Regions from separate parts of the Homo sapiens genome. Here regions 2, 3 and 4 are each linked to region 1. Evidence: read pairs that join two places in POLR2A ChIA-PET (ENCODE). Cell type or tissue: HepG2. All regions are shown on one strand.

Evidence for each region. ChIA-PET counts read pairs that join two places held together with the same protein. Peaks named below come from ENCODE experiments on the same cell type or tissue, not always from the same donor. Only the 100,000 strongest peaks of a DNase experiment are listed, where the experiment ranks them.
Region 2: POLR2A ChIA-PET joins it to region 1 with 9 read pairs; 1 of 35 experiments calls an interaction of 5 or more read pairs at or near these places.
Region 3: POLR2A ChIA-PET joins it to region 1 with 6 read pairs; 4 of 35 experiments call an interaction of 5 or more read pairs at or near these places.
Region 4: POLR2A ChIA-PET joins it to region 1 with 5 read pairs; 6 of 35 experiments call an interaction of 5 or more read pairs at or near these places.

Annotation. Positions count from the first base shown.
Region 1 is chr17:78,745,885-78,750,884 of GRCh38, forward strand. All of the region lies in intron 1 of CYTH1 (cytohesin 1), which reads right to left. Among named protein-coding and RNA genes, the nearest start is that of CYTH1, 34 kb to the right of the region's middle. RefSeq lists enhancers at 3,030-3,089, 3,150-3,219. In HepG2, no CTCF peak of the experiment used is centred here; DNase peaks (open chromatin) are centred at 977, 2,437 and 3,037; H3K4me3 peaks cover 1,304 bases.
Region 2 is chr17:79,090,095-79,095,094 of GRCh38, forward strand. RBFOX3 (RNA binding fox-1 homolog 3) reads right to left here. Exons shown (of 15, transcript NM_001350451.2): 14 at 4,357-4,435; 15 at 1-791. The coding sequence ends at 789. Among named protein-coding and RNA genes, the nearest start is that of ENGASE, 18 kb to the left of the region's middle. In HepG2, CTCF peaks have their summits at 615 and 3,268 (motif pointing right); a DNase peak (open chromatin) is centred at 592; H3K27me3 peaks cover 4,373 bases.
Region 3 is chr17:78,599,592-78,604,591 of GRCh38, forward strand. No RefSeq gene overlaps it. Among named protein-coding and RNA genes, the nearest start is that of DNAH17, 25 kb to the left of the region's middle. In HepG2, no CTCF peak of the experiment used is centred here; a DNase peak (open chromatin) is centred at 2,210.
Region 4 is chr17:78,647,584-78,652,583 of GRCh38, forward strand. LOC124904066 (a long non-coding RNA gene) reads right to left here and starts at 1,292. Exons shown (of 2, transcript XR_007065922.1): 1 at 1,197-1,292; 2 at 1-314. In HepG2, a CTCF peak has its summit at 2,656; a DNase peak (open chromatin) is centred at 2,838.

The DNA.
Region 1 (5,000 bases):
TGTCTCAAAAAAAAGAAAAAAAAATTTCATTACCTTTTGAACATATATAGGGAGAGGAGAGGCAATTCATGTTCTACCCAGCGCATGTGCCAGTTCCTATGTGTATATTCACCAGTACTGATTTCCTGAAAGGGCTTTGTTAATATCAACATTGGTTTGCCCTTTGTCCACACACACTGGCTAATTTGAGGGATAGTGATAATAGGCTTCTACTATACAGGCAGACATAGGCAAAAAACTATATACACAATAAATAATAAGTAACATGCTAGAAAGTGATGGGTGCTATGGGGAAAAGAGAAGTATGTGGCAGGGGGTGGGGTCAGGTATTGTTAAGTTTTAAATAAGACGGTCAGAACAGGCATCACTGCAAAGATAAAATTTAAACCTCAGTTACTTCTTCCTCAACTCCTCCAAAAAAATATTCAGGATTCTCTTTTCTAAAATTCTGAGGTATACAAAATACATGTATATTCTTCTCTGAACCTCCTCTATTCCTCACCATGTAGACTAATGAAATTACGCAACACCTGCAAGATTTTATTACAAAGGCCACTTTCCCACAAGGAGACCCGAGCTCCAAGACCCACAGTGACAGTGCGGCGACCGAGTTTCCTACTTCCTCTGTCTTCCTAGGGTAAAAGTATCACTACATGGTAACCTGAGATTCTCTTACTTTCCATCTGAAAGAGCCTAACACTTTTAGAATGCCGACTCTCCCATTTTCTAGCTGCTCTTCACATATTGATTTACTCATCAGAGTAATAATTTGAAAGGCCAGGTGTGATGGCTCGTGCCTATAATCTCAGCACTTTGGAAGGCCGAGGTGAGAGGATCACTTGAGCCCAGGAGTTCAAGACTAGCCTAGACAACATAAACAGACTCCGTCTCTACAGAAAACTAAAAAATTAGCTGGCTGTGGTGGTGCGTGCCTGTAGTCTCAGCTACTTCAGAGGGCGAGGCAGGTGATGACCATCTGGGCTCAGGAGGTCAAGGCTGCAGTGAGCTGTCATCACCCCACTGCACTCCAGTCTTCGTGACAGAGTCAGACTCTGTCTCAAAAATAATAATAATAAAAGTGTACACTGATTTATTAAAAAAAGATTTGACTCTTTACCATGTGTTCATTCTAAATGATGTCTGTTGAACTGTGCCAAGCACTATGTTAGCCAAGAGCTAGACCTACAAAGGTCAAGAAAACAAAGTATCTCCCTCTTCAAAACACAAGAGTTCATTGGAGGACACAGGTAATGGCAGCGCCAAAAAAAAAAAAAAAAAAAAAAAAAGAAAAAACTACATGGCATGCTAAGGATCAGGCTCTGAAGGCCCAGAGTATGCCAGGCTCGTAGAGTAAGAATAGAAAAAGTCCCTGGGAGGGGTGGGAAGATAGTGGCACAGGTATACTAACGAGGGGAGTGACTTTTAAGAAAATGCACACTCTCAGCAGCATTCTCTGGTATTTAGGAAGAGATCTGGGGAGACTCAAATACTGCACTGCGGTCCCAATCTTGAAGGATCTAGAGGTCAACATCTGCGGGGAGGAGGCACTGTCTGGGAGAGGCAGGACATTTTTAGAGAATACTATTCAGTGATTTTAGCATGTTCACAAAGTTATGCAACCACCACCACTATCTAATTCTAGAACATTTTCATCATCCCCAAAAGAAAACCCCATACCCCATAGGAGTCACCCCCATTCCCGCATCCCCAAACCCCTGACAACCACTAATCTACTTTCTGCCTCTACAGATTTGCCTAATACATGGCCTTGTGTGACTGGTTTCTTTCACCTGGCACAATGTTTTCTATGTTCAGCCATGTTGCAGCATGTGTCAGAACTTCATTCCTTTTTATGACTAAAGAATCTTCCCTTGTAGGGACAGACTTCATCTTCTTTACCCACTCATGAGCTGATGGCATCTGGTTGTTTCCACTTTGGGGTTCTTATGAAAACTGCTGCTATAAGCACGTAAAATTTTGTGTTGTATAGGATCTTTAAAACTATATCTATGTTCCACTTTGATTAAAATAAATTTCACAGTATTTTTGGCCCTTGAGCCCCTATGCTCGGGTCCACTCTCACACTGTGGAGTGTACTTTCATTTTCAATAAATCTCTGTTTTTGTTGCTTCATTCAAAAAAACAAAATAAAATAAATTTCACAATATTTTCTACTTTTCTGAACCCTACCCATTATTCAAAGTCCAGCTCTGCAGCCTCCTCCCATCACATGGCTCTCTCACTGTCCGCCACTGCACCCCACACACCGGAAACAAACTAAAGATGCTGACCCACATTTGTGGTAAGTTTCACCTCTAAACATTCTCTGATTCTGAGAGCTACGAGTCCTATCATCAAAAATGAAAACTCTATGGAACCAGCTTGGCGTGGTTTTACTGGATCACTGAGTAGTCATGCCAGGTGTCCCGTCAGCTGGTGTAAGTATTGATCATCCTGCTGTGTGATTAACAAATAGTTTCAACACAGTCCTGGGTCAAAGGAAAATGTTTACACATCCAACAGGCCCAGGTTACTGTAGGGGACAACAATGCCTAGGTTATCAGGAAAGCTCACTGTTTAACTGGATTCAAGGAATAAATTATAAGCACCAGCCATTTAATGATAAATACAATTGATCTTTCTAGTACTTTTATTACTTGAGAGAATACAGGAGAATTGTCTGAAGAAGGGGGTAAGGGAGATTATTCAATTAATTCATTGGGTTTTCTGTATACTTCTAAACCAAATTCAGTTAGGAATTTTTACCAAAAAATTCCAGCCTTAATTCAAGGATGTTTATGAAAGCAAAGTTCTCTGATCAAATAAGAGTAAGTAAAAACGGGTGGGCGGGAGGAGTGTGCTTGCTTTTGTCCCTTGTTGCTTTGGAGATCTACTTTGATACAGGAGCACTGCAGATCCCCTTCCTGTTTCCTTTGCTCTCCTGCCTTACTAATTATATATCACCCCTTCCTTGCAAAACCACAAGACCAAATGTTACAAGTTACAAAATTGGTGTACTCCACCCATCCTTTACTCAGCTGACACAGAGCAAACTGAACCAGCGCGGTCCTGCCACAGCCCTGAAGACGGAACCATCACATGACAGAGGAGCTTGCGAGAAGGGCCCAACACACCCACATACTGTGTGAGGCAGAGCAAAGGTGGCAGCAGTAAGACCACCAAGGTCAGCCAGTCCAAACTTCTTGATACCTGTTATTGATTTAAAAACAAACTAGGCCAGGCATAGTGGCTCAGACCTGTAATCCCAGCACTTTGGGAGGCCAAGGTGGGAGGATCACTTGAGCCCAAAAGTCTGAGACCAGCCAGCACTTTGGGAGGCGAAGGCAGGCAGATCACCTGTGGTCAGGAGTTCAAGACCAGCCTGGTCAACATGGCGAAACCCCGTCTCCACTAAAAATATAAAAATTAGCCAGGCATGGTGGTAGGCACCTGTAATCCCAGCTACTCGGGAGGCTGAGACAGGAGAATTGCTTGAACCCAGGAGTCAGAGGTTGCAGTGAGCAGAGATTGTGCCATTGCACCCCAGTCTGGGTGACAGATTGAGACTCCATCCCCCCTACAAAAAAAAATTTAAAAATTAGCCAAGTTTGGTGGGTGTGCCTGTGGTCCCAGCTACTCAGGAGATTGAGGTGGGAGGATTGCTTGAGCCCACAGGTCAAGGCTGCAGTAAGCTATGATCATGCCATTATATTCCAGCCTGGGTGACAAATTGAGATCCCTGTCTCAAAAAAATAATAATAACAAATAAAAATAAAAAAATAAAAAAAAACCTAACTAAGCAGAAACCATTGTTTAAAATCTAATTATCTTGCTTTAGAAGGCAGGTGGTTTCAGAAAAAAAGAACTCTAAAACAATCTATTTTTGAAGTGTTTTTTTCCCAAGATTTTCTCCAAGCTTTTACTTAATACATTGTTCAGATGTTTCTCTGCCCTAAAAAAAAAATTCCCTTACAGTTCAAAAAATATTCCTAACAGGTTTAGAAGCAGTCCTCAAATTGCAGAAACTACTATTACCCAAAGAAATACCAAGTGCTCCTAAAATAATACCACATACTTATTCCACAAAATATTTCTTAGCCTGCTCCCTCTGGGTCTGAAAAGGATAGCAAATCAATGGCCAGGGGGTGAGAATATGCTTCTCCACGTGCCCAGAAGGAAGGGAACATGAGATATGGGTGCACAGAGTGGCATCAGCTACGGGAAGCTCATGTGGCATCCAGGCAAGTAATTCAGTGGCCTCCACTAGCACATCAGCAGCAGAGATGCAGAAAAACAGATTACTTCAAGATGCGTTTTGGAAGTAGAATAAACCATACTACTAATGAACTGGATAGGCAGAACAAGAGAAAGGGAAGGCTGATATCAAAACATTCAAAACATTTGATGGGAACACCTATGTGAGCGGATATGCTATTTCTCAGGTGGGGTGAATAAAGAGGGACACAGCACCAGGGGCTCTGCTGTGGCCATGCCAACTGTGAGAGACCCTGTAGGTATCCCCCAGGAGATGTCAAATGTGGCACTGGGATGTCACAGCCTGAAGTTTAGGGGTAGGAAGAGGGCTAAGCTATAGCTGATTCTTGCTATTCAAAGTAGTTATTGTTTAAAAAGTTGTTGCTGTTGCCGGGCACAGTGGCTCATGCCTGTAATCCCAGCACTTTGGGAGGCCTAGGCGGGTGGATCACGAGGTCAGAGTTCGAGACCAGCCTGGCCAGCATGGTGAAACCCCATCTCTATGAAAAATACAAAAATTAGATGGGTGAGGTGGTGGGCGCCTGTAATCCCAGCTACAGCTACAGGCAGGGAGTATTGCTTGAACCCGGGAGGTGGAGGTTGCAGTGAGCCGAGATCACACCAATGCGCTCCAGACTGGGCGAGAGAGCGAGACTCCATCTCAAAAAAAAAAAAAACAAAAATAGTCATTGCTAACACTGAATTGGAAAAGACTAAACCGTTGCTCCTAGGGGAAATACAGGTTA
Region 2 (5,000 bases), 340 kb after region 1:
GGCCAGGAAGAGCAAGTAAGTCCTTGGCCTCAGGGCCCACTTGGCCACACTTGGAGGTGTGAGGAGTGGCTCCTGGCTGGCTGGGCTTCCTTCGTCCTCCCATGGAGCGCCCCTGAGTCCTGGAGCCACGTCAGCCCTTTCTGTTGGGAGCTGGCCCCGGGGCTACTGTTGGACGGCTTCCTCGCCAGGCTGGGGGCACGGGCGGGACTGCCGGGCAGGAGGGAGGTGGGACGCAGGGGACGCGACAGGAGGGTGACGGGGCCCAGTGGAGCCCCTGGGATGAAAGCTGCCCGCACCCCTCAGCCCCGCCGGCCCCCTGGCACAGCTGGCCACAAAGATCAAGTCTTGCTAGCAGCGCCTGCCTGCTCAGGCCCGGGCCTGCTCCGCCGCCGCTGGGCTCCACACTGTCTGTCTTGGGAGTTGGGGGCTGGGAAAGGAAGACTGGATGGAAAACAGAGCCCCCCACGGGTCCCACAAGGGAGGCCCCTTCCCCTCCAACTCCCCCACTGCCTGAGACGGAGGGGCGTGTTCCCACTGTGCTGCCAGCCAGGACGCGGTGGGGCCGTCCTGTCCTGGGGCCGCTCCTCGGCGCCCCTGCCGGCGTGCTCCCTCGGTGCGGGCGTGTGGCCAGGACGCGGGACTTGGACTTGGTTGGATGCCTCTTGGTTTGGTTGGTTTTTTTTTTGTTGCTTGGATCTTAACATCTTTTTTTGTTTTTTTTGTTTTGTGATTTTTTTTGTTTTTTTGTTTTTGCCCTTCATGGTCCGAGAAGGAAACGGTGGAAGGTTTCACTACAACAGAAACAGAAAGGCAGGACTTGCAGCTTCTCGGGGGAGGCACAGCAGGTGTGAAGGCGACAGGACCACGTGGCACGGGGCCCCTGGCCTAAAGTCCTGGCGCCGCCACACCTGCCCCCCAGGTTTCCAGGACCCTCATCTTCCAGGGCTGAGTGTGGGTGGATCCCAGGATGGGGCCCAGGCAGCCCAGGATGGGAGGAGACACCTGGGGCCCTGAGGAGGAGACAGAGCTGAGCAGGGCAGGGTGAGTGGAGAGGCTGGGCCAGCACAGGCTTCGAGGCGGCCTGGATGAGATGGCAGAGGGTGATGGTCTGGCCACGGGAGGTGGGGGAGCCGGGCCCCCCACGGCAAGGGCCTGGTGGGCGGCAGGACTTCAGCCCTCACTGGTGGGGAACCCACACCCTCCAGCTGGCCTTCCAGCCCCAGGAGCCCAGCCGTGGCACACTCAGAACCTGAGGCTACTTTTCCCTGTCATGGAGGTACAGATCTGTGTGCCCCAGGCCAGTGCCAGGAAAGGACTGTGCCTGTCTTGGCTGGCTTTTCCTAGGCAGGCCAGCAAGCTGCCCACGGCTGTGCTCAAGTGAGGTCCCAGCCAGTGTCTCCCCAGAAGCGCCATGCACCGGGCTGGCCAGTCCCAGGGCTGAGGAAGGAGTGGCCCGCAGGCCACAGGGCCCTGCCTGCAGTCTCCCTAATGCAGGGAGGGGACTGACCTGGGGCTGACCGGCCTGCGCTCAGGGGAGGGCCTGAGCAAGGGTGCATTCTGCCCCTCATCAGCTCTCCTGCCTGCTGAGGACCCCTCCTTCCGGAATATACCCCAATAAAGACATTTCGAAGCTTGGGGACAGGGAAAGTAGGCTGTGCCTCCAGGACAACCCCCTTGCAAGGCTGGCCTGGCCTTGGCCCTGCGGTGCTAAGGGGCTCCCTGAGGAGCGACCAGGACGTGCCTTTCCACATTTCCACTTTCTGCTGCAGCAGTGCTAAGGAGTCGCAGAGACTGGCGTGACCACAGCAGTTTGCACACCACGCGACACGCTTGTGACTACGTCGGCAAGAAATATCGTCAATAAAATTTAATGAAAAATATTAGTTTCAGCTGAATGGGGCGAGGAGGGGCAGTGGCTACTCCTGTGGTTGGCTGGGTGAAGGCCTGCGGGAGCACCCTCAGGCCGGGGAGACCCACACTGGGTGCCTGGAGCCCCTCCCTCCCTGCGTCAGGGTGCTGGACACTAGGGCCATGGCACGGGGCTGGTCGGGTGGCTTTGGGGGAGGCCCTGCCAGGCGTTTCTGTTGTTCTGTGCAGCCTGGGAGGCCAGGAAATGTGGCTCTTGCCCTCATAGGGCGCTACCGCTACTCCCAGGTTGGGGGCTGCCTGGTCTCCTGGCCCAGCCTGGACCCCACGGTGTGCACACCGTACCTGCAATGGCTTGGGTAGTACAACATCAACAAAGTCAAAATAGGAAATCACGGTTGCAGACATACAGGAAAAACCAGGGTCAAAGACACACACACCAGCACAGGTGGGGTGGGGAGACCAACTGGCTGGAGAGAAATAATCTATAGATTTTAGAGTTGCAGGGGGCCAGCCGTGCGTGTCGCTGACCGGGAGGGGTGCACTGTCTTCTGGTGGCTGTGCCTGGTTTTGGGCTGTTGGGTTTGGTGTGTAATAGGCAGTCAGTGTGAATGCTGTTAGGGGCTGGGTCTCTTGCTAGTAGGGGGTGAAGCGGCTGTACCCTCCTCGGCAGAGGCTAGCCTGCAACATCAAAGATGAAAAACAGCCAATCAGTACCGTCTTTTGGAAGAGGGGAAAAAGCAAAAAGAAAAAAAAAAAGGAAAAACAAAAAGAGAAATAGCCAAGTCTCGATTTCTTTCCCCCTATATTCCTTGGGGAGAAAGGAGTTGGGTTGTCATGGCAACAGGAAGAGTAGGACCTGCCTCTGACATAGTGGTCTTGGGCCAGTGTGGGGTGCTCTGGGGTCATGGCCAACAGTGCTTCTAGGTCACAGCTTGAGTTATGTCTGGGTCACTTCTCTGGGCTCAGGCCTGGCCTCTCACTGTCCTTATGCAGAGGGGGGGTCCCAGCTTGAGCCCCACCTCCTCGCACCCCAGCAGGGTGGCACGGGGCATCTTCAGAGCACTGAGGGACCTCCTGGCGGGTTCCTGGGCCTTGGCTCAAGAGCCTGGGGCCACTGAAGCCAGCTACGCTGGGAGAGGCAAGCCTGCTGGGCATAGTGTTCAGAGCCTTGCTCTCTGGGGGGGTCTCTGGGTCCTCCTGGGCCCACCTGAGGCCCAGCCCTGTCCTACTGGGGAGAGCGGGTCCTGGATGCTCCAGCTCTCCCATGTCCTGGGCTGCCTCCAGTCAGGGAAGGCTCTGAAGGGGCCTCCCACCCTCCCACCACCCAGTTTTCCCAGAAAAGAACAACACAGCAAGTGCAAGAGAAGAAAAATTGGGGAAAAATAGAAAATCTTAAAAATACAAAGTGAAAACACAAGAGGGAACCCTCCGTGCGTTAATGAAAGCTTTTAGCTTGCAGCTGCACGGAGGGCCCAAGAGCCAGGGTATCACACCTCCATCCGGGTGGGGCCGCACCAGACCCGCGCCTGTGGCTGCCCACAGCCACCACAGGCTGCTGGGGGTGTCTGAGGCTCGTTAAAAATTGAAAAAAAAAAAAAAAATTGGAGGGAGTCATCAAAACCAAGAAAGATGGGAAAAATCCATATTGCCTCTGAACCTCCTCCCTCCTCACTCTCCCAAGATGTTTTCATCTTTGATGCTGGATGCCAAGCTAGCTAAAACCCGTGTTCACACCCCGGGGCTGGGGCCAGTGGGTACAGGAGGCAGGTGTCTGCTGGAAGCAGCTCTGGGTGCAGAGTGAGCTGGGCTGCACGTGTCAACAGCTGGCCACACACACACACACACACACACACACACACACACAGAGACACGCCACGCCGCGCACCTCCCCGCCCCGCCCCTTCCACCCCACAGCCTGAGGGAGGAGGCTGGGGCAGAGCAGGCACTGTTTCCCCAGGACGCCAGGAGCCCCCAGGAAGCCAGGAGCTAGAGCCTGGTGAGAAGCAACCGGTAACCCACACTCCCCTCTCGGATGCGATGCGAGGGGGCTGCAGCAGTGCGGGTGGGCCGTGGGTATGCGGTGTGGGCAGAAACAGCCCCGGGGCCTTGGGAGCCTCTGCTGGGAAGGAGAGGCGGCCCTGGTTTGGTTTCTGAGGTTTTCCTGGTGGAAATGGGAATGGAGGGGCCTCAACGGGACTTTATTATAGTGAGGGAGCTCAGGGAAACGGATCAGGCACATTGGGGTGCTTTCCAGAGGACCAGATGGTACGGTGGGCTGACCAGCCATTCAACCTGCTTCCCCGCAACTGAGAGGGCGTGAGGGGCCAGCCCTCCCCTCACCCTAACTCACATCCAGGCCGTGGTCCTTCCAAAGTCTCCGGGACCAAGGCATTGGTCAGAGGGCTCGGCCTCTCCCCCAAGGGCCTCACCACCCATGCCCAGCTGTTAGGACTGGCACCCAGGGCTGGGCGGGCCTGGGCTCCTTACCATGGTTCCAATGCTGTAGGTCGCCGCGGGCCCGATGGTGTGATGGTACGGGTCGGCAGCTGCGTAGACTCTGCCGTAACTAGGGAAGAGCGTGGGAGGGGGAGTGGGAGGAGGGTGGGGGAGGGGGGCAGGTGAGGGGCAGCAACGGCCTCCCACCTCCTCCCAGACACTACATGGGCACCCTGTACCGAGGTCCCATCTGCAAGGCACCCTCCCCTCCTGCAAGGCCTGCAAGGCCTACCCCTCCTTCTTGTTAAGAAGGAAGCTTCTGGAACACAACAGGCAACCCTCTCAATATGCCCACAGTGTGCTGACCCTGACGGGGTGGGGGGAGGGGGTGTGTTCCACTCAGTGCTACGTGGAGGGGGATGGTGTCCTCATGGAGCTCGTCTGCAGGGAAAACAAACTTCCACCCCAAAAAGAATGTGGTAAATACTGGGGAGGGTTTCAAGAGAAGAGAGAGGGTCAACGAGGAGGGACCAGGAACACTGCCCCCAAGAATGTGACACTTGTGTCCCTCACGACTTTCCCTTCAGCAGTTTGTCTGTGCAGGGAACTCTCAGCTCCTTAGAGAGCAGAGCTGGGCCACGGCACCCTGTACACCACACTTCAGGGAGATGGAGCCGGGGCTGCCAGGAGGGAGG
Region 3 (5,000 bases), 150 kb before region 1:
GACCATATGGTGCACAACTAGAAAGCTCTTTTTGTTCATGGCAGCAGCTACCAAAATATCCCAGAGGGGAGAGCTAGCCCCCCCCACCTCCAATCTCACAGCCAGATGATCATAAAGCAAGGCTCGGAGCAGAGTCTACCACACAAAATGGCATTTATTATACAAACAGTAATCAGCAGAGCAGGCACCAAACATTCATATGTCCTGCAAGCATGACCGACATCTAAAGTTTGTCCCATAGGTGCCCTGAAAGTGCACATGGGCACCCAGCAGGATCTCCTTTTTTTTTTTTTTTTTTTTTTTTGAGACGAAGTCTCACTTTTTCACCCAGGCTGGAGTGCAATGGCACAATCTCAGCTCATTGCAACTTCCACCTCCCGGGTTCAAGCGATTCTCCTGCCTCAGCCTCCCAAGTAGCTGGGATTACAGATGCCCACCACCACGCCCAGTTAATTTTTTGTAGAGACGGGGTTTCACCATGTTGATCAGGCTGGTCTTGAACTCCTGACCTCAGGTGATCCACCCACCTCGGCCTCCCAAAGTGCTGGGATTATACTGCAATCTCACTGCCTCTGGTCAGCGTCATGCTGTGGGAATCCCCCAGTACCCCTGGCTGGACAAAGGACCTCCTAGGACTCCTGCTGCAGCCACCCCTAAGGGGTGAAGGGTGCAGGCCGGGGGGACTCTTCCACCCTGTCTGCGCAGGGGCAGGGAAGGTCTCCAAACCACAGCGGACTCACATACCCTGGTGGTCATTAGCCAGTCTCTAATCTCAACAATAGAAAAGAAGCTATTTTTGACACCCTTTTGGCAAAGTGCCGGTTGCAAATGGGGATGCCAATAGCAGGACTTGTAGTCACCACCTCGAGAGGGTGGCTCTTTCTGATAAAACGCCGGCTGACCACCTGGCCTGTGCCTATGAGAGTGCAAGTAAGTCAATGACTAATTCGTCAAGTTAAAGCTTCAACCTTCTCACATACATGACATCACACTAATGATGGTGGGGTGTTTTCGAGTGAATTACAGACATTGTAATTGACACATTTAATTTCTTACAGTCACTTTCCTCCTCTGCCAGCTATTCAAGCCAAAAAGCGAATCTACTGTGAATTTTAGAATGACTGCCAAGAAACACAAAAGTACAGCCCTGGAGACAATCATGGAGATGAAATGAAATCATAAAATACATAGTCTGGGCCAGGCGTGGTGCCTCACACCTGTAATCCCAGCACTTTGGGAGGCTGAGGCAGGCGAATCACCTGAGGTCAGGAGTTTGAGACCAGCCTGACCAACATGGAGAAACCCCGCCTCTACTAAAAATACAAAAATTAACCGGGCACGGTGGCACATGCCTGTAATCCCAGCTACTTGGGAGGGTGAGGCAGGAGAATTGCTTGAACCAGGGAGGTGGAGGTTGCGGTGAGCCAAGATTGCACCATTGCACTCCAGCCTAGGCAACAAGAGTGAAACTCTGTCTCAAAAAATAAATAAAAATAACCTAGTCTGAAAGAAAGCAGAGAAACAGGGGAAGCGAATGAGAGATGGATGGAACAAGTTGAAAACAAATAGCAAGACAGTAGGTTTACATTCATTCCTATCAATGATTACATTACACAGCCAGGCCTGAGCTGAGAGTGAAGGTGGGGGTGGAGGTGGGGGTCGGGGAGGAGAGATGGGGATGAGAATGAGGATGAGGGAGAAGCTCTTTAGCGGGTGAGAGACTGAAGTTATGATTTAGACCTTTGGACCTTTTTAAAATCATTATTATTATTATTATTATTATTATTATTTTTGAGACAGGGTCTCACTCTGTCACCCAGGCTGGAGTGCAGTGGCATGATCACGGCTCACTGCATCTGTGACCTGCTGGGCTTAAGTGATCCTCCTACCTTAGCCACCTGAGTAGCTGGGACTGCAGGCATGCACCACCATGCCCAGCTAATAGTTTAAAATTTTTTTTGTAGAGACGAGGTCTCATTGTGTTGCCTAGGCTGGTCTCAAACTCCTGAGCTCAAGCAATCCTCCCACCTCAGCCTCCCAAAGTTCTGTGATTATAGGCGTGAGCCACTTCATCCGGCCGACCTTTGGTCCTTTTAATGCCCAAAAATGAGAAATCCTGTGAAGAAACCCACATAGCTGGGAACCTGCCCAAGGTCACACACAGCTTTACTGAAATGGCATCACAGCGAGAACCTGCGAAGGTCCAGGTCGGGAGATTCCAGCGTCATGACCAGGCTTGGTGCTGAAGGACACCCAGGGGCCCACCTTTCTCTGATTCCTAGTAAGGAAAAGTACAGAGTGCCCATGAACTCCAACTTACAAACAGCTGAAAGTCTCCCCTACAAGGCAAATAGAAATGACTGCTGTCAGCAGCAACGCTGATCTAATAGCAACTACATCTCTGGATTTGCAAGACAGATGACACCTGGGGGTTTTAAAGATGGACTGTTTATGGGGTGCGTTCATTCATCACTGTTTCTTCAACACATCACCAACTGCTTGTGAGGTCCTGGGCTGGGGGCTGGGGGAACTTGTTTCTGAAACCCTAAGTGTGTTTATAAAAGAGCAGGAATGTGCCTGCCTAGGGTGGGAGAGGATGGGGCTCCCCAAAGTCATCCAGCTCCGTCTGCTCTTTGTCCACGCAGGTGTCTCACATGCTGGTTCTGACAGTTGTTTCCATGATAGAAGGAATGCCTGGACGAAGGAAGCTTTTCCCCCTTGGAGACATCTAAGCCTGTCTTGAGGGCCCGAGGCATTTGGCTCAGCTCCCTCTCCCAATATGCATGTTGCCCACCAGGGACTTCAAAATCTGAGTGGGGGCAATGCTGGCTCCCAGGCCCCTCCCAGGACCCCTTCTCATCCACCCCGACAAGGTTGAGCAGCCGGGGATTTGCAGAGCCGCAGGGTCTACAGGCGAGGAAGACACCCATGAGCTTCATTAGGGCAAAGGCTTTGCTCCCTCTTGAATCCTGGCACCTGCCACAGTTCTTGGACCAGAGCTGGCTCAAGAAATATTTGTACAATGAATTAATTATTAATTAACAAAAGGTTATGCAGAAATCATGACTGAAACCTAAAAATCCATTTACACTGTGAGGGGTCTACTCACCCACCCAGGAACACTCCACGTGGAGGGGCACTGTGGGCTCCACAGCAGGGAGGGAGCACGGAGGCCAGCGAGGCCCTCGCCTGGGGTGCACAATTGAAGGGGGCCCCCAAAGCTCAGTGACAGAGATAACTCATATTTAAATGCAATATTTGAAGAAAACCAAATTTAATGCAAACATTCATGATAACAAAATATCCAAATTTGCCATAAAGACAGGATTAGCGATAGTGCTGTAGCCGATATTGGAACCAGAGGCAAAAGGAAGAATCGGTCACTCTGGCCCAACCCCTTGACTTCCCACTGATTTTGTGCCCAAGGAAAAATTGCACCCACCTAGTCTTGGCACTGCTAGAAAAAGAAACCAGGAGGGCAGAGAAGAAAAGAAAACCCCAAACCTCCCTTGGCAACAGATGGCAGAGATAAGGGGCTTCTTAACCCCAAAGGTGGCGCTGGCTAAAAACAGGGACACACAGGGGTTCAGCAGAGGCCAAGGTAGATTTAGAGCTGGGTTGTTAGGGGTGCTTGGGGTGTATTCATCTGCTTTCGAATTTTAGGTCATGGGAGGCACTGAGGCCCTCTGTGCAGTGAGACCCATCAGCTCTGATAGCTGAGCCATCGCCGGATCCGTGGGACAGTTCCCATTCTGTATCACAGTGTAGCCCCGGATAAGTGCGTAGGAAGATGCTTGGGCAGAGGATGCCAGGAACCAGCACCCTGAGTGGGCCTCCCTCCCCTCTCAGTACCCCTACCTCCAAGCTCCCTGGCTTTTCTAGGCTGCCTGGCTATCTCAAACCGTGGAGGCAGAGAGCTCCTGGGGGTCATTTTAGTCCCTGCAGAGAGGACCGCATAGGGCTCTGGCAGTCACTATGGAGGCCACTCGGGAAACCCACAGTGTGGCCCTCCGTTCCCACCCAAGGGTGTAGCGCCTCCCAGCACCTGGGTCTGCGAGTCCTTCCCATTGGTGCCATGGTCTTTGGTGTTCCTGGGAACTGCTGTCCATCAGAGCACGATGCCGTGGAATTCGTGGGAACCCCAGTCCCAGGATCCTGGAGAACTTTCTCACTTAGTGCAAGAGATCAAGGCCGGGCGTGGTGGTGCACGCCTGGAATCCCAGCACTTTGGGAGGCTGAAGAAGGTGGATCACCTGAGGTCAGGAGTTCGAGACCAGCCTAGCCAACATGGAAAACCCTATCTCTACTAAAAATACAAAAATCAGCCGGGCGTGGTGGTGCGTGCCTATAGTCCCAGTTACCGGGGAGGCTGAGGCTGGAGAATCACTTGAACCCGGGAGGCAGAGGTTGCAATGAGCCGAGATTGCCCCATTGCACTCCAGCCTTGGGTGACAAGAGCGAAACTCTGTCTCCAAAAAAAAAAAAAAAGAGGTCGAGCACACAGTCGGGCCACAGCCAGACCCTATAGGACAACAGAACTCTGGCCCACCACCTCTGCAGCCATCCTGCCAAGCTGGCCAGGACTTGGGCAGGGACCACCAGCTTCCCTAATTTTTGTCCCTGTTTCCAACTCAGGACCAACCAGAAAAAAGCAAATACGTTCCCCTGACCAATCAAGGCCCGCTTGTAACCAGCCGCACGCCAGCCTCCCTGTGCCAACAGCCTCCAATCAGGCCCTCCGGAGCCTCCCCTCCTCCACCTGCCTGAGTCCCTCCCCAGCGCCAGCCTGGTGGCTGACTCCTTACCCTAGCGAGCTCTGAGTAGACAGCCTCTGCTTGTTCTCATCTGGGAAGTCTTCATCCATTTCCAGGAGAAGATGGAGCTGCTGCGGAGAGGCCACCCTCAGACAGGGCAGGCTTAGCTACTGTGGGTTTGGACCTGTTTGTTCTCTTCTCAAAGTCAAGACAACGCAGACATTTTGTTGTTGTTGTTCATTCTAA
Region 4 (5,000 bases), 98 kb before region 1:
GTGGGAGGAGGAGAGGGCTGAGAAGCAGTGATCAAACGGGAAGAACAAGGCCCCGAGAGCTGACTTTGCCAGCACCTGCTGGGGGCAGTTTCATCCTTATTACCGCAGTGCTTTCCCCCTTCTGCCTTAAAGCTTTTACGTCTGGGTTTTCCAAGCCACCTCGATGGTGAAGGAGGCTCCGGAGGGCAGGGAGGGGGTCATTGCAGTTTCTCTTTCTGATGTAGAACAAGCCGTGGGCAGAGAGCCCAGGAGCTACATGGTGGGCACACAGATAATCAGGTAATGCCACCAAATGCGAGAGTCCACCAGGGATTCTGAAAAGTACAAAGAAAGGGTAAATTGCTGCTTTTTCAGAAATACACCCTACCCGCTCACTCTGCCCAGGGAAATGTAACATCAAGATGCAGAGGGATGGGCCAGAGGAGGGACAATTCCAGGGAGAGCCCCTGTCCCTATTCCCAGTGCCTGTCAACTGCCCACACTTTGTTCCCAACTGGCCCTTGCTGCTGTCACCGTGGAGCTGTGGAGTCAGAAGGAAGCCGGGCAAGGATGCAGACTGACATTAAGTTTTTTGTGACTGAGCTCTGAAGAGCATCTTAGCATCTGACCATTCCAGTGTGGAGCAGGGTTGACATGATAAGGAGTAAGAGAAAGATGGCCCGGACTGCAGCAAGGCCGAGGCTGAACACAGAATCACAGAGGCTCCAAGGCTGAGGTCAGTTCAGTTGGAAGGCAGATGCCCAGGGGCAGCCCCAGAAGATGCAAGAACACAGGCCTGCCAGGGCCACTGAGAGAAAGGTTTCTGGCCCAAAGACCTGCTTCCTGCCCACACCAGCTGTGGCAGCTGCTCTTCCAAGCGCTCTTTCTGCACAAGCCCCTCGAACAGCAAACAGCATCACTCGGAACCCTGTCCAAGAAATGCGGATTCATCATAATTGGTCAACCACAGCCACACTCTGGCAAGGGGCTCCAACCGATTTTCAAAGTGTTTTTCCCTAAATGGTTACTTGGATCAGATAACAGCTAGCTGGGAAGAAAACCCCCAGTCCCCATATATGCTCCCAGACATAGCTTAGAAATGTGACCTCCATCTCTTATTTTTATTTTCTTATTTGTGTATTCGTCTGTTCTCACACTGCATGAAGAAATATCCAAGACTGGACAATTTATAAATAAAAGAGGTTTAATTGACTCACAGTTCCGCAGGGCTGTGGAGGCCTCAGGAAGCTTGCAATCCTGGCTGAAGGGAAGCAAACATGTCCTTCTTCACATGGTGGCAGGAAGGAGAAGTGCTGAGCAAAAGGGGAAAAACACCTTATAAAACCATCAGATCGGCAGGGTGCAGTGGCTTACACCCGTAATCCCAGAACTTTAGGAGGCCGAGGCAGGCGGATCACGAGGTCAGGAGGTCGAGACCATCCTGGCTAACATGGTGAAATCCCATCTCTACTAAAAATACAAAAAAATTAGCCGGGCATGGTGGCACGTGCCTGTAATCCCAGCTACTCGGGAGGCTGGGGCAGGAGAATCGCTTGAACCCGGGAGGTGGAGGTTGCAGTGAGCTGAGATTGCACCATTGCACTCCAGCCTGGGTAACAGAACGAGACTCTGTCTCAAAAAAAAAGAACAAAAACAAACAAACAAAAAACCCATCAGATCTCATGAAAACTCACTATCACGAGAACAGCATGGGTGTAACGGCCCCCATGGTTCAATTACCTCCCACTGGGTCCCTCCCAGGACACGTGGGGATTATGGGAACTGTAATACAAGATGAGATTTGGGTGGGGACACAGCCAAACCATATCAATTTGTACATTGTCCTTCTCTCCCGTTCTAGTCTATACGCTCCATGAGGGGAGGGATTTTATTTTATTCACGGCTTTGCTGCCATTCTTAGAACAATGCCTGATACCTAGAAGGCACTTAATAAATATTTGTGGAAGAAAGGAAGAAATGACTTAACTTGGGAAATTAGGTTAATCATGATGTCATTGACAGACGAGGAGAAATTATTTTCAGGGAGATAGTGGAATTCCTTCTGGTCGTCAAGTCTTAAATGACAGAAGAATTTCTTAAATTCTCTTTACACACAGTGTGAAAAAACAACTATTGGTTGACGGAGAAGAAAGAGAGCTCTGGGAGGGACCCAACATCAGCAGGACTCTTTTTTTTTTTTTTCCTTCTCAGATCTGGCTTTGCAAAAAGTCACCAAAGTTAAAATGCACTAGTTCTTCAATCAAGTTTCCCTATATTTTACTACATGTTTATCTTCTTTTCTTGTTCCAGACAGGCAAGAACACCTTCACAGACTGCAAAGACATAAGATTTCTTTCAAGAGACATTTATGCAGGTGATAAACATAATTAAGCTGGTCATATATTTAGTTTGAGATTTTACTTCTCAGTTTGAGGTAGCAAGGGGCCCCCCTGGACTCACACGCCTTAGACCCCGTCTTCATTCTCAAGGTTTCTCCTGGAGGAAATGGGTTCCAGGAGGGGAGCTCCAGTGAGGGCGCCCCAGAGTCCAAGGCAGTTCAGATGCGCAGGCCCTGCCTTGGGGTCCTCCTCAATGCATTGCAGCCAATGACGGGAAAAAGGACTCTGCCCTGAGCCCTTCTGTGCAGGGAGGAGGCTCTCTGGGCTGCTGGTCAGCTGGAAACGGGAGGTCTTGCAGTAGAGTTTTCCCCCTGAGCATGGGGAGGAGTCCTGGTATTTGGGGGGAAAACAGGACTTCCAAATTAGAGCTCCCTAAATATTTCCCCACAAATGATCCTTTGGGAAATCACCTGACACTTCAGAGGAGCTTGTCCCTCTGATGCCACTTCTCTATTTACCGGAGACAAACATTCCTGCTTTCAAGGCTATTGACAGTGGCCACGTCGGATCTGTCCCGGAGTTCTGCTTCCAAGGCTGATGGTGTGTGTTAAGGTCGTGGGGTGGATGCAGCAGTCAACTGTGCATTCATTCAACAAACACCCAGCCTGATGCGTGCCAGGCACTGGGAGTGCCCTGGAGGTAAGAAGCACCTCTCATTAATTTATTCTTGTTCTTCCAAGGAAGCACTGGAAGCACAGGGGGCTCGAGCCCATGCTCCCTGACTATGCTTTTTAAACAGGACAAAATATGTTTAATGCTTATCAGAAAGAATAAATGTCTTAGAATAGCTAAGAACATTTAGAAATTGAGGAATAGCAAGGGAGGTTTCATTCACCAGCTATTAATAGCTCCTTTAGAAGCTACTGAAATGAAAAGAGTATTCTTGGCACAAGAAAAGAAGTAATTTCAAAAATGTATGGGAATTTAATACATGATAAAAGTGGTATCTCAACTGAATGAAAAAAGGAAGATTTAGTTAATGAATTGTGTTGGCATTATCAATTACCTTCCTGGAGCAAAATAAACTTAAATCCCTTCCATCTAAAAATAAACTTTAGATAAGTTAGAAATCTAAAGGTTAAAAAAATTAAAAATTAGAGGAAAATTCAGGGAATTATTAATATTGGAATAAAGACAATCTCCTTAAATAAGACACAAAACTAGGCCAGGCATGGTGGCTCATGTCTGTAATCCAAGCACTTTGGGAGGCTGAGGCAGACAGATCACCTGAGGTCAGGAGTTCAACACCAGCATGGCCAACATGGCAAAACTCCATCTCTACTAAAAATACAAAAATTAACTGGACTTGGTGGCAGGCACCTGTAATCCCAGCTACTTGGGAGGCTGAGGCAGGAGAATCTCTTAAACTCGGGAGGTGGAGGTTGCAGGGGGCCGAGATCACACCATTGTACTCCAGCCTGGGTGACAGAGGGAGACTTCATCTCAAAATCAAACAACAAAGAACACACAAAAACTACACAGGAAAAATGAACATATTTGATCCTATGAAATTAAAACTTTGGAAAACATAACAAATGTAATCAAAAGACAAATATTATACTTAGAAAAATATCTGTAGTACACATGTAAGCATAGGTTTCATATTACTTAACATAAGCACCTAAACATCGATTTTTAAAAAAGGACAAACCAATAGAAAAATAGTCAAAGGGCATGAATTGGCAATTCACAGAAAAAAAAATTTAAGTCAACATAAAAGAATATGCACCATCTCCAGGAGTCAGGCAGATACACATCCAAACTGCATGAGATATCATTTTCACTCTGTGGACAGAAAATATTTTACAAATATTTTCCCCCACACTGTGGTTTATGTCTGAGTCATTAATTTTTTTCTTTTATGAAATTTTTGTCTGTTCTCTAAGAAATATTTGCTTACTCCAAAGGTTATAAAGATATTCTTCTATGTTTTCTCTTAGAAGTTTCATAGTTTAAGGTTTGGAGCTAGGTCTATAATCCATCTCAAAATAATTTTTCTGCACATAATGTAGTAGTAGTTGAGGTTCAATTATTTTCATTTGTTGGCCGGGTGCGGTGGCTCACACCTGGAATCCTAACACTGTAGGAGGCTGAGGCAGGCAGATGACTTGAGCCCAGGAGTTCAAGACCATCCTGGGCAACATGGTGAAGCTCTGTCTCTACAAAATATAAAATTAGCTGGGTGTGATGATGTGTGCCTGTGGTCCCAGCTACTCAGGAAGCTGAGGTGGGAAGATTGATCACCTGAACTCATGGAGGTCAAGGCTGCAGTGAGCCATGATTGCGCCACTATACTCCAGCCTGGGTGACAGAGTGAGACCCTGTCTCAAAATAAATAAATAAACAAACAAATTAAATATTCCCATGTGTTTATTCCATTTTTCCAGTACTAGTTGTTGAAAAGTCTTTCCTTTCCCCATTGTATTGCCTTGGTGACTTTGTTAAACAACTGGTCATATATTCATATAATCTGCATGAAAGTCCTTGTCTGCCAGTCTTTACATCGGGTCATCTTGGGCTCTGTTTTTACTTGCTATTTTTTCTTGATTATGAGTTGCATTTTTGTGTTTCTGCACATCTAGTTATTTTGTATTATATATTGGAAAGTATGGATAATATAGT